Regions from separate parts of the Homo sapiens genome. Here all the other regions are linked to region 3. A link is an interaction called in ENCODE POLR2A ChIA-PET data of the cell type or tissue named here. Cell type or tissue: GM12878. All regions are shown on one strand.

Region 1 (5,000 bases), 90 kb before region 3:
ATTTCATACAGAGTATGTTCTCCACCTACATGGAATGAAATTAGTAGTCAATAACAAGGAAATTTGGTAAATTTACAAATATGTAGAAATAACACACTCTTAACCAATGAGTCACAGAAGAAATTACAAAGGAAATTAGAAAATGCTTTGAGATAAATGAAAACAAAAACAACATACTAAAACTTAGATGCTGGCAAAGCAGTACTCAGAGGTTACTGTATGAATTTAGTACTCATATGAATTTATACTAATATACATTACATTGAAAAGAAGATCTCAAATCAGTAACCTAGCATTTCATCTTAAGAAACTAGAAAAAGAAGAGCAAACTAAAACATATTTATAAACTCCTTTATGCACAGCCCTGTGTTGGGTATAGACACAAGCTAGCAGAAGAAAGGAAAATTAAAGATTATAGCAGAGATAAAACAGAGAATAAAGAAACTACAGAGAGAACTGATGAGACCAAAAGTTGGCTCCTTGAAAAGACCAACAAAATTGACAAACCTTTAGCTAGGTTGACTGGCCTAGAAAAGAAGATTCAGATTACTAAAATCAGAAATGAAAGTGAGGACATTACTACCAACCTTGCAGAAATAAAAGAGATTATAAGAGAACACTATGAGCAATTGCATGCCAGCATCCCTGTGTGACTTCAGAATGTGAATGTGTGCCTGCAGAAACAACATACTCTCCAATCCCAACACAGTTTATACATCATCAAATAACCACATGAAAGGAAAGAGATTTGAGTCTCAGAAATGGCTTTGAGCTCCCTGCCTGGTTTGTATTTGGCTTACTTTTCTGGTGTCTAGGGATAGGCCAGTAGGAGGGTTAATGGAATCTTAAGTCATGCCAAATATAAAGATCATAAAGTCTATGTTTCCGTTGTCAGTGGGGTGGTACATCAGAAGGCTGACTGGGACAGCATCCATGAGAAAATATGTCAGCTCTTGATTCCACTGCGCACTTCCATGCCCTTCTACAATTCAGAGGAAGAACGGCAGCATGGCCTGCAGCAGCTGCAGCAGCGGCAGGTAGGGCCTACGGCACTTTCCAAGGTTAAGTCGTAGGTGCGGTGAAGCTGCCCAAGACAAGGCTCGAACTGTGTTGGGATCACTAAATTGTAACCTCACGGAGGGCAGAGACTTTGTTTTATATCTTTTTAAGTCCTCAACACCATCCAGTCTGTTGTTTTCCACATTTACTAAATACTTACTGTATTAGTCTGCTAGCACTGTCACAATCAAATATCACAAACTGGGTGGCTCAAACAGCATACATTTATTTCCTCACAGCTCTGGAGGCTGGGAAGTCCAAGATCAAGGGGTCAGCAGGTTTGGTTTCTTCTGAGGCCTCTCTTCCTGGCTTTCAGATGGCTGCCTTCCTACAGTGTCTTCACATGGTCCTTTGTGTGCAAGCATGCCTGGTATCTCTTTGTGTGTCCAATTTCCTCTTTTTATAAAGACACAAGTCAGATTAGGTTAGGGCCCACCCTAATGGCCTCATTCTAACTTAATCACCACTCTACAGGCCCTAGCTCCAATTATAGTCATGTGACAGACTGCAGGATAGGGCTTCAACACATGAATTTTGGCAGGGGACACAGTTCAGCCCATAACATCCACAGATGCCAAGAGTCTGGCCACATAATAGGAGGGTTAAGAATGATGTATGGATATACTACTGAATAAATAAAGGAGGTTACCAAAACCTGCCACTATTATTATGTATAGTGTTGAGTATTATTGAGTATTGAGCATCTCAATCACTCTAAAAAATTAGCCCCTTATTATAAGCCATAAATCTCTAAACATAAGATCCATCCATTTTAGTGTTATGACACTTTGATAGTGGCCTTAGAACAATGCAGAGTTAAAGTTTTTTGTGATATTAGCTAAACAGGATAATTCTGGAAGGGAAAATGAGATGTTTCTCTCAAAATTAACTCAACTAGGAAGGCAGAAAGTTTCAGATTGTCCTGAGACATGCTAGCTTTGCTAAAGTAAAGTTTTATTAGAACTGTAAAAACAATACTCATTTATTCATCTGATAACTCTATATTGAGCATTCATCTATGCCAAGCGCTGAACTAAGATGAAAATACACATGTTCCTGGGCCTTAAGGAACTCATAGTCCAGAGTTTGCTTTCTTATATCACTTATGTGGGGCTTCACGTCCACTCTAATACAGGCAGGCTCACTATGTGCCTTTAACTGGGTCATTAGGTGTTGGCCTTATCCCCAGGGCCATCTACATCCACCTTTGCCTTTAACTTTAGACTGTCTCAGATAGTCTGTTTCTCTCTTCCACAGAAGTATTTGATTGAATTCTGCTACACCATAGCCCAGAAATACCTCTTTGAAGGGAAACACGAAGATGCTGTACCAGCAGCTTTGCAGTCCCTTCGCTTCCGTGTGAAGCTGTATGGCCTGAGCTCCGTAGAGCTTGTGCCTGCTTACCTGCTGTTGGCCGAGGCCAGCCTTGGTGAGTGAAACCGACTTGAGATCCTTGGATCCCTTAAGTGGTGTTATGTTTGGGTCACACCAATGATCAAAGAGTCACCCTTGACAGTGGCACCAAGAGACCTATTGTAGAAGGAGCAGGGTTGCTGTAAAGTTTAGCACAAGGTAGGGAAGGAGATGTCACAGACTTTTGTCTACAACTGGCAGAAATCCACTCAAGCTGGCCTGCACAAAAAGGAGGAACTTTGTGCGGGTGCTGTAGTATCCTACAGGAGCTGAGGCTTCATGAGGGACTAGAATTGGAGTGCCTTTCGTTCTCTCTTGGGCCTTGTCTCCTGTATCTACTTCTCTCTGGGTATCTATCTGCTTTGCTATTTTCCCTCTCTGCAGACCAGATTTGTCTACCCTATGCTCACTGTAGAAGACAGCTACCCCAAAATGTCAGATGGAGTTTTTCAGTTTACGTGTTTTCTAGGTTTGAAGTAGGCAGTAGAAACTAATTAGCTTCTGATTTCCAAATACAAATTCGTAGAAGACAGAATTTTGTTGACATGGCTTGAGTGTGGAATCCACCTTTATTCCCTGGGATCAGAGCCACATAGTTCAGAAATACAGGAACCCACCCCTATAGATGGGAGAGGCAATTCTGAGAGTATAGAGCAGACTTAGCAGATACCCTACATGGTGGCCACCATTTAAAAAAATGCTTCATATGTTTTAATAGCCACCATTAAAAAAATACTTTTTTAAAAGTAAAACTTTTTTAAAAGTAAAACTGTTAAAATTAAGTACAATATAAAGAACTTTTATCCCCTGAGTTCTCTGAGAGTAAGTTGTTCACCTGATTCCCTATCCTTAGAATACTTCAGTGTCCCCTTAGTAAATGAGATATATTGTATTGTGGTTATGAAGGAGAATGTCTTTGTGGGAACCACACAAGGGGACCCTGTCATCTAAGAAGACCCCATTCAAGTTTCTCGAATTTTCCCAATAACATCTTTATAGCAAAAGGATACAGTTCAGGGTCACACTTTTCATTTTGTTGCCATGTGTTGGCAACAAAACTCTGGAATAGTTTCTCAACCTTTTCTTGACTTTTATGATCTTGACACTTTTACAGGTTACAGGCCAATTGTATAAAACATTTCTCAATTTGAGTTTGTCTGATATTTCCTAATGATGGGACTCACGTTATGGATTTTTGGCAAAAACAGTACAGAGGTGATGCTGTGTTCTCATCCCATCCTATAAACTGGCATGTTTTCATTTTTTTCATTACTGATGATGTTCATTTTAATTACTTTATTAGGATGGCGTCTGCCAGTCTTCCTCCCTGTAATGTTACTCTTTCACCCTTCTGTAATTAATAACTTTAATTTTCATTTCATGGATACGTCCTTTGAAACTATATAAATATCCCATTCCTCATCGAATTTTCAATGTATTCATTTAGTTATTTGTATCAGTATTTTATCTTTATTCAATGGGCTTAAATCCATTACTATCGTTAATTTGATCCTCAAACTGTCCCTGATTTGACCAGTGACAAACCCCACTCAAGCTGGCTTCTGCATCTCCCAGATACAACCCCATTTGTTCTTTGCTCACTTGACTGCTTTCTGGAACATACCTCTAAAGAGCCCTGATCTCTTTCAGTGGAAAGTGAAAATCAGAAGCCAAAAGCTGTGCACTAGATGTACTCATGCTTTTGGGGTATTACTGCTCCCAGGCCTTCTCAGTGGAGTTAGGGAGTAAGTGTAAATATAATAATGGGTGTACGTATACACACATTACATCTGTATTTATTTCTATATCTATATATCTTTTTTTTTTTTTTGAGACCGAGTCTCACTCTGTCACCCAGGCTAGAGTGCAGTGGCGCAATCTGAGCTCACTGCAGCCTCCACCTCCCTGGTTCAAGCAATTCTCCTGCCTCAGCCTCCCGAGTAGCTGGGACAACAGGTGTGTGCCACCACGCCTGGCTCATTTTTGTATTTGTAGTAGAGACGGGGTTTCACCATGTTTGTGATCTTGAACTCCTGTCCTCAAGTGATCCACCTGCTTCAGCTTCCCAAAGTGCTGGGATTACAGGTATGAGCCACCGTGTCTGGCCTGTATCTATATATCTACATCAATATCTCTATGACCACTAGTCTATACTGTTTGATCCAGATCTAATACAGCACCATAGGGTTCAATCTGATTTACTTCCATTCCTTAATTGCAACTCCCTTTGCTGACAGCTTTCACTTTCATTGGTTTATTTACATATTAATGAGTTCCCCTGTATGAATCAATCCCCGCTCTCTAACTCCGTCCTTTCCACCTTATAGATACCTCTTCCCGCTCCATGGGCCCTGACTCCCCATTCCAGGCTGCCTCTGCTGCATGGATCCCTCCTCACTTGTGTGGGTTCCAACTCCCCATAACAGGCTGTTTGCCTGCAGGAATGCCCTGCTCACCCTGCCCAGGTCTGACACCCCATTCCAGACTGTCTTTCCTCCAAAGTAATGAGAAAAGCACTGGACAAGAAA
Region 2 (5,000 bases), 500 kb before region 3:
CTGCCACCAAGGGAGTGTGGGTGAATGATCAAGGCAGGCATCCCCGTGGAGATCAGACACCAGTGGAATGTGGGTGAATGATCAAGGCAGGCGTCCCCATGGAGATCAGACACCAATGGAATGTGGGTGAATGATCAAGGCAGGCGTCCCTGCTATGATCAGACACCAAGGGAAGACTGTCTTCCCAAATCCATGACCGATGTCAGAGTTTTTGAGTTCACGGATAAAATGTGTTCCTTTGTCTCTACTAGAAAGGAAAGAGAACTGAAATTGGAAAGATAGGGAGATTGAAGGGTAGCAAGAGAGGCTGGAGAAGAGAGCAAAGAGACCGCTTACCTGAGTTGAAATTGGTGAGATGTTCCTTGGGCTGGTCTGAGGACCCGAGGTCATAGGTGGATCTCTTCATGAAGTGAGGGTGAGGACAGGGGGCCAATCTCTCAAAGGAGTCCCCCTGTCCCGGGTTCTTTGGCATCAAACGTTACGCACATCCATGTGAAGAGACCACCTAACCAGGCTTTGTGTGAGCAACAAGGCTGTTTATTTTCACTTGGGTGCAAGTGGGCTGAGTCCAAAAACAGAGTCAGCAAAGGGAGATAGGGGTGGGGCAGTTTTATAGGATTTGGGTAGGTAGTGGAAAATTAGTTAAAGGTGGTTATCTCTTGCGGGCAGGGGTGGGGGTCACATGGTGCTCGGTGGGGAGCTCCTGAGACTCTTTGTCCAGGGGAGGACTGTCACAAGGTTGATTCATTAGTTAGGGTGGGGCAGGAACAAATCACAATGGTGGAATGTCATCAGTTAAGGCAGGAACTGGCTGTTTCACTTCTTTTGTGGTTCTTCAGTTGCTCCAGGCCATCTGGATGTATACGTGCAGGTCACAGGGGTTATGATGGCTTAGCCTGGGCTCAGAGGCCTGACAGTGAGACCATCTCTAACAAAAATAAATAATTAGCCAGGTGCGGTGGCACACATCTGTGGTCCCAGCTACTGGGGTGGCTGAGGTAGGAGGATTGCTTGAGCTCAGGAGGTGGAGGCTGCAGTGAGCTGTGATCACACTACTGCACTCCAGCCTGGGCAAGAGGGAGACCTTATCTCAGAAAAACAAACAAAAAACAATGATGCACCCTAGTCTTATTGTGGCAATCCAGAGAGAGGGTGGGGAGGCAAGCAGAGATGACAGAATTGGAAGCTACTCACATGCCTTAATGTAACTCCTCACTAAGATTCTCAATCTCTAGGAAGGATTCTAAACTTATCAAAAGAGCTGAGTTCTGTGACAGGACTAATGGGGACAAAATAGAAAAGGTTTGTACAGATCACAGGAATCTCAGGCAAGAGATTATGAGGTCATAAACCCAAGGAATCTGCAGAAATTGTGTGGAAAGTTTGAACTTTCCCATCTTGTGGAATTGGCAATGCTCTGAGGCAATCATACAGAACTCTCTGTGGATCAGGAGGGTCCTAATTGGCACCTGGTTTACACAGACAGCATGTTTCCAAATCACTCATCCCCCTTTAGTTCATCCTCCACACTAGCCCAAGTGCTTTTCCTAAATAAAGAGTGAATATTATCATGTCATTCCCCAGCTTTAAAATTCCTTATTGTCCACAATCCAAAATTTCTTACCCTGGCATCCAACACAAGGGCTTCCTCTCCTCCTCACACAGGGCACACTATCAAACATTTCATTATTTCCTAAAACACTAAGCCTTCCCTTCTGTCTGAAATAAACTTTCCCTTTCCTCTCTTTTCTCTGCTATAAACACCTATTCATTCAGACCAAATTCAATCATCCTTTCAGATTCCCCTCTCCTGTGAAGTTAACCATTCCCACCTGTGTTCCCCCAGCACCTTGTTCAGAGTACTTTCACTTCCTCTGCGTTCCTTGCAGGAAGGACTATGTCTTTTTTTTTTTTTTTTTTTTTTTGTGATGGAGTCTTGCTCTGTCGCCCAGGCTGGAGTGCAGTGGCGCGATCTCGGCTCACTGCAAGCTCTGCCTCCTGGGTTCATGCCATTCTCCTGCCTCAGCCTCCCGAGTAGCTAGGACTACAGGCGCCCACCACCACGCCCGGCTAATTTTTTATATTTTTAGTAGAGACGGGGTTTCACCGTATCAGCCAGGATGGTCTCAATCTCCTGACCTCGTGATCTGCTCACCTCAGCCTCCCAAAGTTCTGGGATTACAGGAGTGAGCCACCGCACCCAGCCAGGAAGGACTATGTCTTACTCACTTCTGGGCCCCACTGTCCAGTACAGGCCAGGTTAAGGCACTCCCCCGGCTTCTACAGCATCCTGGGTACAACTGTAATGATACCTACCATCCTGCATTGCAACTCTGGATTTGTGTGGCAATCTCCTACACTAGAAATCAGGGGCCACATTGTCTTCAATGTCAGTATTACAAGTTACTAAGAGGGAAGGAGGAAAAGAGGGAGAGGAAGAGAAGAAAGAGTAGATGGAATGAGGGAGAAAGGGAAAAAATAAGGGGAATGAAGGATAAAATAAAGTTTAAAAGGAAGTTAGACAGTGAATAAAAGGACTAGTCAGGACTCAAAAGCACTGACTAAAACAAAAAATGTTAGCATATAAGTTAGGGTCAAAAAAGGGCAAGTGAGCCGGGCACAGTGGCTCACATCTGTAATCCCAGCACTTTGGGAGGCTGAGGCAAGCGGATCACCTGAGGTCAGGACCAGCCTGGCCAACATGGCAAAACCCCATCTCTAGTAAAAATACAAAAATTAGCCGGGCGTTGTGGCACATGCCTGTAATCCCAGCTACTCGGGAGGCTGAGGTAGGAGAACTGCTTGAACCCGGGAGGCAGAGGTTGCCGTGAGCCAAGATCGCGCCACTGCACTCCAGCCTGGGCAACAGAGACTCCATCTCACAAAAAAAAAAAAAAAAAAAAGAGAGAGAGACAAGTGAGATTGGCTGGGGAGCTTTGTTCCAAGATCAAAGCAGGAGCCTGGTACATTGGTCGTAGGCCCAACTGGCAGCAGACACTCATAATTATAAAAGTCACAGTGGGGCTCAGCACAGTGGCTCACGCCTGTAATCCCAGCACTTTGGAAGGCCGAGACGGGTGGATCACCTGAGGTCGGGAGTTTGAGACCAGCCTGTCCAACATAGAGAAACCCCGTCTCTACTAAAAATACAAAATTAGCCGAGCATGGTGGCACATGCCTGTAATCCCAGCTACTCGGGAGGCTGAGGCAGGAGAATCGTTTGAACCTGGGAGGTGGAGGTTGCAGTGAGCCGAGATCCCGCCGTTGCATTCTATCCTGGGCAACAAGAATGAAACTCTGTCTCAAAAAAAAAAAAAAAAAAAAAAAAAAATCACAGTGGTTGTCACAAAGTCTCCAAGTCAGGAAGGAGTCAGACTAAGCTTCCCAGACTGAGAGGGGATCTGTAGACCTAGCTTGATAGTGGGTATAATGAAGAGCTTGACCTTGGGATCAGACATACCTGAATTAAGTCTCCACTCTGCCAATAGGTCTGGTTATTTAATCTCACAGAATTTTCTTGCCTTGAACATGGGGACATTACTACCTTACAGGATAGTATGAAGACTAGAGATAAGAGTTGTACAATAATTGGCACTTAGTAGGTATTTAAAAGATGGTGATTTTTATTATTAGGGTGTGTGCCAACTCACACACACAAGTTTGGGTGACTATGTTTAAAATATATTGTGTGGAGATTTTCAAGGAATCAGAAAATGTGTATGAAATAAAAGTGCTTGGTAAACAGTAAAGTACCCTATAAATATAAATGAATCATTTGGGAAGTCTTTTATAGTTGGATAAAATACAGGACTTGAATTTGGGCAGTAGTTCAGGTCCTACACCCCGCATTTACTTGCTCTGTAACCTTGGGCAAGTCCCTTTCTTTATCAGCCTATTTCTACATACGGCAAATGCAAGTCACTCTTAGTTGCTGTGAGAATTCAATAATGAGTGTAAAGTTCCTGGCACATCTCTTACTGGTGAACGGCAGGGTCCCCATGTTAGGTAAGGTTATGGGTGATGTCAGTTCCAAGCCCGGTGCCAGAATCACACTCTGCCAACTGGCTACAAATGAAGAGGGCCCCTCACTCTGGAAGAGTAGGGCCCCAGATTCACAAGAGAGGTAGATAGGGGTCTTTTGTATTTGTTAGAGGAAGGGTTCTTTTGTATTTGTTAGAGGAAAACTGGGTGAACACTAAACTTCCATGTAGAAAACACTGAAATCTGCCATGTGGAGCCAGGCCTAAACCAGGAGGACAGGAAACCAGACATAATCCCTGCTAAGCTGTTCCAGCCTTGAGGACTAAACTATTGCTACTAAAAGCAAAGACTCTCATTATGGGTTTTAAGATTTCTCTCACCTTATCCCACCCTTCACCCTGTACTCCCCGTCACTGCCGTTTTTCCTTGGCACAGAGTAAGTGCTCAATCAATAACATTGAGGCCAGGTGTGGTGGTGTGCACCTGCAGTCCCAGCTACTCCATACACTGAGGTGGGAGGATTACTTGAGCCCAGGAGATCAAGGCTGCAGTGAGCTGTGATCACACCACTGCACTCCAGCCTGGGCGACAGAGCAAGATCCTGTCTCAAAATAAAATAAAGTTGACCTCAAAATAAAATAAAGTTGAAAACGTTCTCATGCTTGGCACTGACTTGCCATAGAGCAAATGGCCCAAGGCCATATGAAGAGGCCACACTGGCTCCTAACTCCAGGCAAGTCTCCTAAGTGGCTCCTCCTTCAGAAGCCAAAAGGTAAATGTAGTGAAAAGAGCAACAGCTGGCAGTCAGGGAGGCCCAAGTTTGAACTCTGCTCCACAACGTACTTGCTGTATGACTTCACAGCAAGTGACTTTATCTTCCCTCACTTTCATGTCCTCTTCTTATTCCTTTGAGAGTTGCTGTGAGAACTACATGAGATAATGAATGTAAATGTGACTGACAGAATTAATCGCATGTAGTGGATGCTCAATTAATGTTAGTTCCTTTCCTTTCCCCCTTC
Region 3 (5,000 bases):
CTTCCAAAGTGCTGGGATTACAAGTGCCTGACCTAGTTGTATGACTGAATACATCACTTAACTGAATAATTTGTAAGAAATTACATGTGGTTGTTTGTAGAAGATACTAATTAAAGCAACTTAAATACAAAAGAGGCATATTTCTTCCTCAGAATAAAGAAGAGCAGAGTTAGGCAGTTCAGGGTTGGTGTGGCTGCTCCTTGGTCATTAAGCATCCAGGATCTCCCCTTTCCATGTGCTCTGCCATCTTTGGCACACACCTTCATGTTCTAGGTTACTCTTGGTCCAATATGGCTTTTGAAGCTCTAGCCACCTCATCTGCCTTCCAAGCAACAGAAAGGACAAACGGAAGAAGGGCAATAATGACAGAGTTCCAAGAAGCCTACCCAGTGACTTCTGCTTACATCTAGTTGGCCACTTTTATCTGCAAGGGAAAGGGAAATGAATTACATGTAATAGTTATTAGTATGGGTTTCAAGAAGCTGATTAAACCACTTGGAGGAAATAGGCAGTGTGCTAACCCACCAGTATAATAGAGAAATATTATGTGTGAGTCTATCCTTGATTTAGCAGCAAAAGCATAAGAACAATAAATATCTTGGGCTTAAATGTAAGTAAGCTAGTTGAAGTGTTTGTAGAAAATACCCTAATGCATATTCTCTCTCTCTCTCTCTCTCTCTCTCTCTCTCTCTCTCTCTCTTTTTGGAGTCAGGGTCTCACTCCTGTCACCCAGTGGTGCTATCATTCCTCACTGCAGCCTCAACTTCCTGGGCTCAGGTGATTCTTCCACCTCAGCCTCCCAAGTAGCTGGTACTACAGGTGCGTGCCACCACACCTGGCTAACTTTTTGTATTTTTAGTAGAGACAGGGTTTCGTCATGTTGCTCAGGCTGGTCTCAAACTCCTGGACTCAAGAGATCCACCCACCTTGGCCTCCCAAAGTGCTGGGACTACAGGTGTGAGCCACCATGCCTGGCTGCATTTTCTCTTAATAATTTGGATTATTTCCCTGCCACTCCCTTGCCTGTACTGTTATTCAATCAAAGTAGGCAAGGGTTAATGCCACGTAGGAAGGAAAAGGGTATTTGGTAGAAGAATTCCTGAGAGACAGGAAGGGAAAGCAGGAAGTTCTTCTGATAATTGGGAAAAGCAGAGAGTGTGAGAGACAAAGGAGTGGGAGGCCAGAAATAAGTGATTTGGGGATACAGATCTGGTGAAATTCCAAAACATGGCTCATGCCCACTTTCCAGATTTTGTTTCAGATGATGCAGGTTCCTTGGAACAACCCTGTATTGGGGTTGGTACCATGTTCAGTATGACTCAGGTAGTAACGGATGAGGGAGAAGTCTGAGAGCAGCCTCCCAGGATCCCACAAGTACATCATGTCAAGGAGAAAGCAGTCAAGAGTTCCTTGGATTCCTCAGGGGACAGATGGTGCTGAGGGGAACCACTTGGCTGCAGGAAGCCTTAGGTTGCATAAGCAGAGCACAGAATGCAGGAATGAAGAATCTCAGTAATAGGCAGCAAAATGATGCCACAAAAGATAAGATACAGCCAAGTTTCCCTCTGTCAGCTTCAACAGTGGGATGAGGGACATCTCAGGGAAGGCCACAGGACAGTGTGGTATTCTCCTCCTGCTTTTATGAGGGGAGAAAATAGCCAGCAGGGAGTGTGAATTTTTTTTTTTTTTTTTGAGACAGGGTCTCATTCTGTCACCCAGACTGGAGTGCAGTGGTGTGACCTCGGCTCACTGTAACCTCTACTTCCCGGGCTCAAGTGATTTTCCTGCCTCAGCCTCCTGAGTAGCTGGGATTACAGGTATGCGCCACTACCACCTGGTTAATTTATTTTGTATTTTTAGTAGAGACAGGGTTTCACCATGTTGGCCAGGCTGGTCTCGAACTCCTGACCTCAAATGATCCACCTACCTTGGCCTCCCAAAGTGCTGGGATCACAGGTACGAGCCACCGCACTCAGCTGGGAGTGTGAATTTTGAATGAATTAAATTCTATTTAAACTCACAGAGACATAAACACAATTTAAAAATTTCCCCCTGCTATTAGTAGGAATTGAGGCTTGAGTCTAAAATAGGAGTCATTACAGAAAGTAACAAATGTTAACATTCTTTCGCACATCTGAGTCATAGTATGCAAATTTCTGTCCTGCTACATGACACAAGGTCTGTACAAAAAAAGCACATGTATAGGTCAATTTCATTTATAAACATAGATTACAAAATCTTAAATAAAACACTGGTAAATTTAATCCATTAGGATAGTAAAAGAATAATACATCACATCCAAGTATTGTTTAGTCCACAAATATAAGTGTAATAGATTTCAAATAGGAAGTGTCCACCAGAAACCCTAAGGCAATAGATATTAGATGGCAAAGTTGTCAGCATACCCTTCTGTGGGAGTTTCAAAGTAGATAATCAAAAACCAGTTGCACAGTTCTCAAGCCCCTCATCCTCAGGGAGGTAAAGAGATGTTGCTGTAGGGCTTCTTTGAAGAGGACTTTTCTGGAGAGACATAAGCTTGTGAGGATTTCTCCTCCCTCTCTCCCAATAAGCAGGGTTGGGTGATACTTTCTTATTCTTAAGCCAAGGGGGAGCCATTTCAATGGGACCACTTGGAGACCTTGATATGTAACTCCTGCAGGTAATGGGATGCAGTGGACCAATATCTAACTCTTGCCTAGGACATGTGAAAGGCAGTGGTGGACTAGCTAGCTGTTCCAACTACAGGGGTGAAGGTCAAATAAATGATTATATCAAGTGGCCTGCACTCCAAGAGTTTGTCAGGGTGGAAGGTTTCTTTGGAAGGAGAGCTGGCTTAAACCCTTTAAAATCTTGCCTAGGAGGATTGCCTGGAAGAGCCATGGAACTCCTAACAGAAAGACCCAGTGTAGACTGGACCACCAAAAAACAGAGGCTGAGATGAGAGTAGCCAATGAAAGGGAGATGGTATCACCTGAATTATATAAGGTACAACAGAATCTTCCTACTGGGTCTTCTGCAGAATCTGTAAATGTGTCCTAAGAGAGAAATAGTTAGCTTTGAATATCTGCCAATCCCAGAAAGCTTGAAACTATTTAACAAAGCTTAGAGAGCCAGTATGTGAAAATGGAGACTAAATTCAACTGCCTCTTTTTTTTCTTTTACCATAACTTGTTTTCTCAACTTTCCCACTCCCCTCCTGCTATACCCTCCAGTAGAAGAAATTGATGCTCTATGCCATGTCCATGTTTTGCTGAATTTGCTCCCTTTTTTTCCTCTGCCTAGGATGTTTGTACCCCACCTCTTCTGGTTCACTCAGTCCTCTAGAAAACCATCAGCACCGAGGTCAATGAATAACATAGGGGCCTTTAATCTGTGTTGAGAGACCTTAGAATGACTATCACAAAGGCCATTTATCCAATGTGATCAGTCTAGAAATGGAACCATTCCATTAAAGTAGGGAATCATAAAATATGATCTGTACTTATTTTAAATATTTTAAGTTCAAACCCATTTATATACATCCATTCATAGGCCTTCGAATGTGAGGCAAGCTTGTTTTTCTTTGTACAATAGTCCACTGATTGGAACTCTGTATTATCATTCTTGAACAAACCACTCACAATATGCATTTTTATGATTCTTCATTTTGGGTTTCTTTAATGTGCAAGAACTTAAACACACCTAGGAAGATATCTATGTGTAGGACTTTAAATTACTTAAAATTATTTACCCAACTCTGTAGTTGTTTTGCTTACATTTATTTCAACAGTCGTTTTTGCTTTCTTTTTTTTTTTTTTTTTTTTTTTAGCAACTCAGTCAGTCTTCAGTCTTCACTGAGTCTTTCCAGTGAATAAGGGAGCCATAGATCACAGCCAATCCCCCTAATCCCCCTTCTAGCTCCTAGTGGGCTCTTTGGCTGGATCTGGAAACCAAATTGACACCAAGCAGATGAATAAAAGTATACAAATTGTATTAGTTTTACATGTACATGGGGATCTTTATGAGTGAAGTCTGAAGAAATGGCCAAAGCAAGATACTCTCATACTTTTTAGACAAAGAGCAATAAACTTGAGAAGAAATGACCCAGAACTGTGCTCCAAGAGAGAAATATGTTTGAATATCTGCCGATCTCTCAGGAGAGCTTGAAACTATTTAACAAAAATGTTTCCCAAACCTGAGAGAAAATAAAATCTGGCTAGGGCAGTAAAATTTTCTAGGGGAGTCGTTAGGAAATACATGGAGGGGTGTAATACAGGTAAAAGCTAAGGGTAACTTCACTAGGTGTATTTATTCAGGCCCATTGCAGCCTTCAAGTCCAAGTTTCTAGTGATAAGGGCTATTTCCTTGCTCTGGTATAGAGAGGGTACCCCTCCCAGAGGAATCTGGCTACACGCAGGAAGAAAATTGTCAGTTCTCACCCTTTCTGAAACTACAATTTCTCCAATGTTTTCTTTTTTAAGAAACATTGGCTCATCCCTGTAATCCCAGTACTTTGGGAGGCTGAGGCGGGTGGATCACCTGAGGTCAGGAGTTTGAAACCAGCCTGGCCAACATAGTGAAACCCCATCTCTACTAAAAATACAAAATTAGCTGGGCATGGTGGCACAAAACTGTAATCCCAGCTGCTTGGGAGGCTGAGGCAGAAGAATTGCTTGAACCTGGGAGGCGGAGGTTCTAGTGTGCCGAAATTGCGTTATTGCACTCCAGCCTGGGCAACAAGAGTGAAACTCTGTCTCAAAACAAAACAAAACAAAAAGTTTTTATTTTTGTAAAGATGGGATCTTGCTATGGTTTTTTTTTTTTTTTTTGTCTTGAGACAGGTTTTCGCTCTGTCACCCAGGCTAGAGTGCAGTGGTACAATCACAGCTTGCTGCAGCCTTGACCTCCTGGGCTCAAGTGATTCTCCAACCTCAGCCTCCTGAGTAGTTGGTACTACAGGCACGTGTTCCCACACCAGGCTAATTTTTATATTTTTTGTAGAGATGGGGTCTCACTGTGTT

Evidence for each region. ChIA-PET counts read pairs that join two places held together with the same protein. Peaks named below come from ENCODE experiments on the same cell type or tissue, not always from the same donor. Only the 100,000 strongest peaks of a DNase experiment are listed, where the experiment ranks them.
Region 1: POLR2A ChIA-PET joins it to region 3 with 5 read pairs; 8 of 35 experiments call an interaction of 5 or more read pairs at or near these places.
Region 2: POLR2A ChIA-PET joins it to region 3 with 5 read pairs; 1 of 35 experiments calls an interaction of 5 or more read pairs at or near these places.

What each region holds. Positions count from the first base shown.
Region 1 is chr1:42,445,955-42,450,954 of GRCh38, reverse strand. ZMYND12 (zinc finger MYND-type containing 12) reads left to right here. Exons shown (of 8, transcript NM_032257.5): 2 at 896-1,037; 3 at 2,317-2,488. Among named protein-coding and RNA genes, the nearest start is that of ZMYND12, 7.6 kb to the left of the region's middle. In GM12878, no CTCF peak of the experiment used is centred here; no DNase peak of the experiment used is centred here.
Region 2 is chr1:42,852,628-42,857,627 of GRCh38, reverse strand. LOC339539 (a long non-coding RNA gene) reads right to left here and starts at 6. Exons shown (of 4, transcript NR_104171.1): 1 at 1-6. In GM12878, no CTCF peak of the experiment used is centred here; no DNase peak of the experiment used is centred here; H3K27ac peaks cover 598 bases.
Region 3 is chr1:42,356,102-42,361,101 of GRCh38, reverse strand. No RefSeq gene overlaps it. Among named protein-coding and RNA genes, the nearest start is that of RIMKLA, 22 kb to the left of the region's middle. In GM12878, no CTCF peak of the experiment used is centred here; a DNase peak (open chromatin) is centred at 2,149.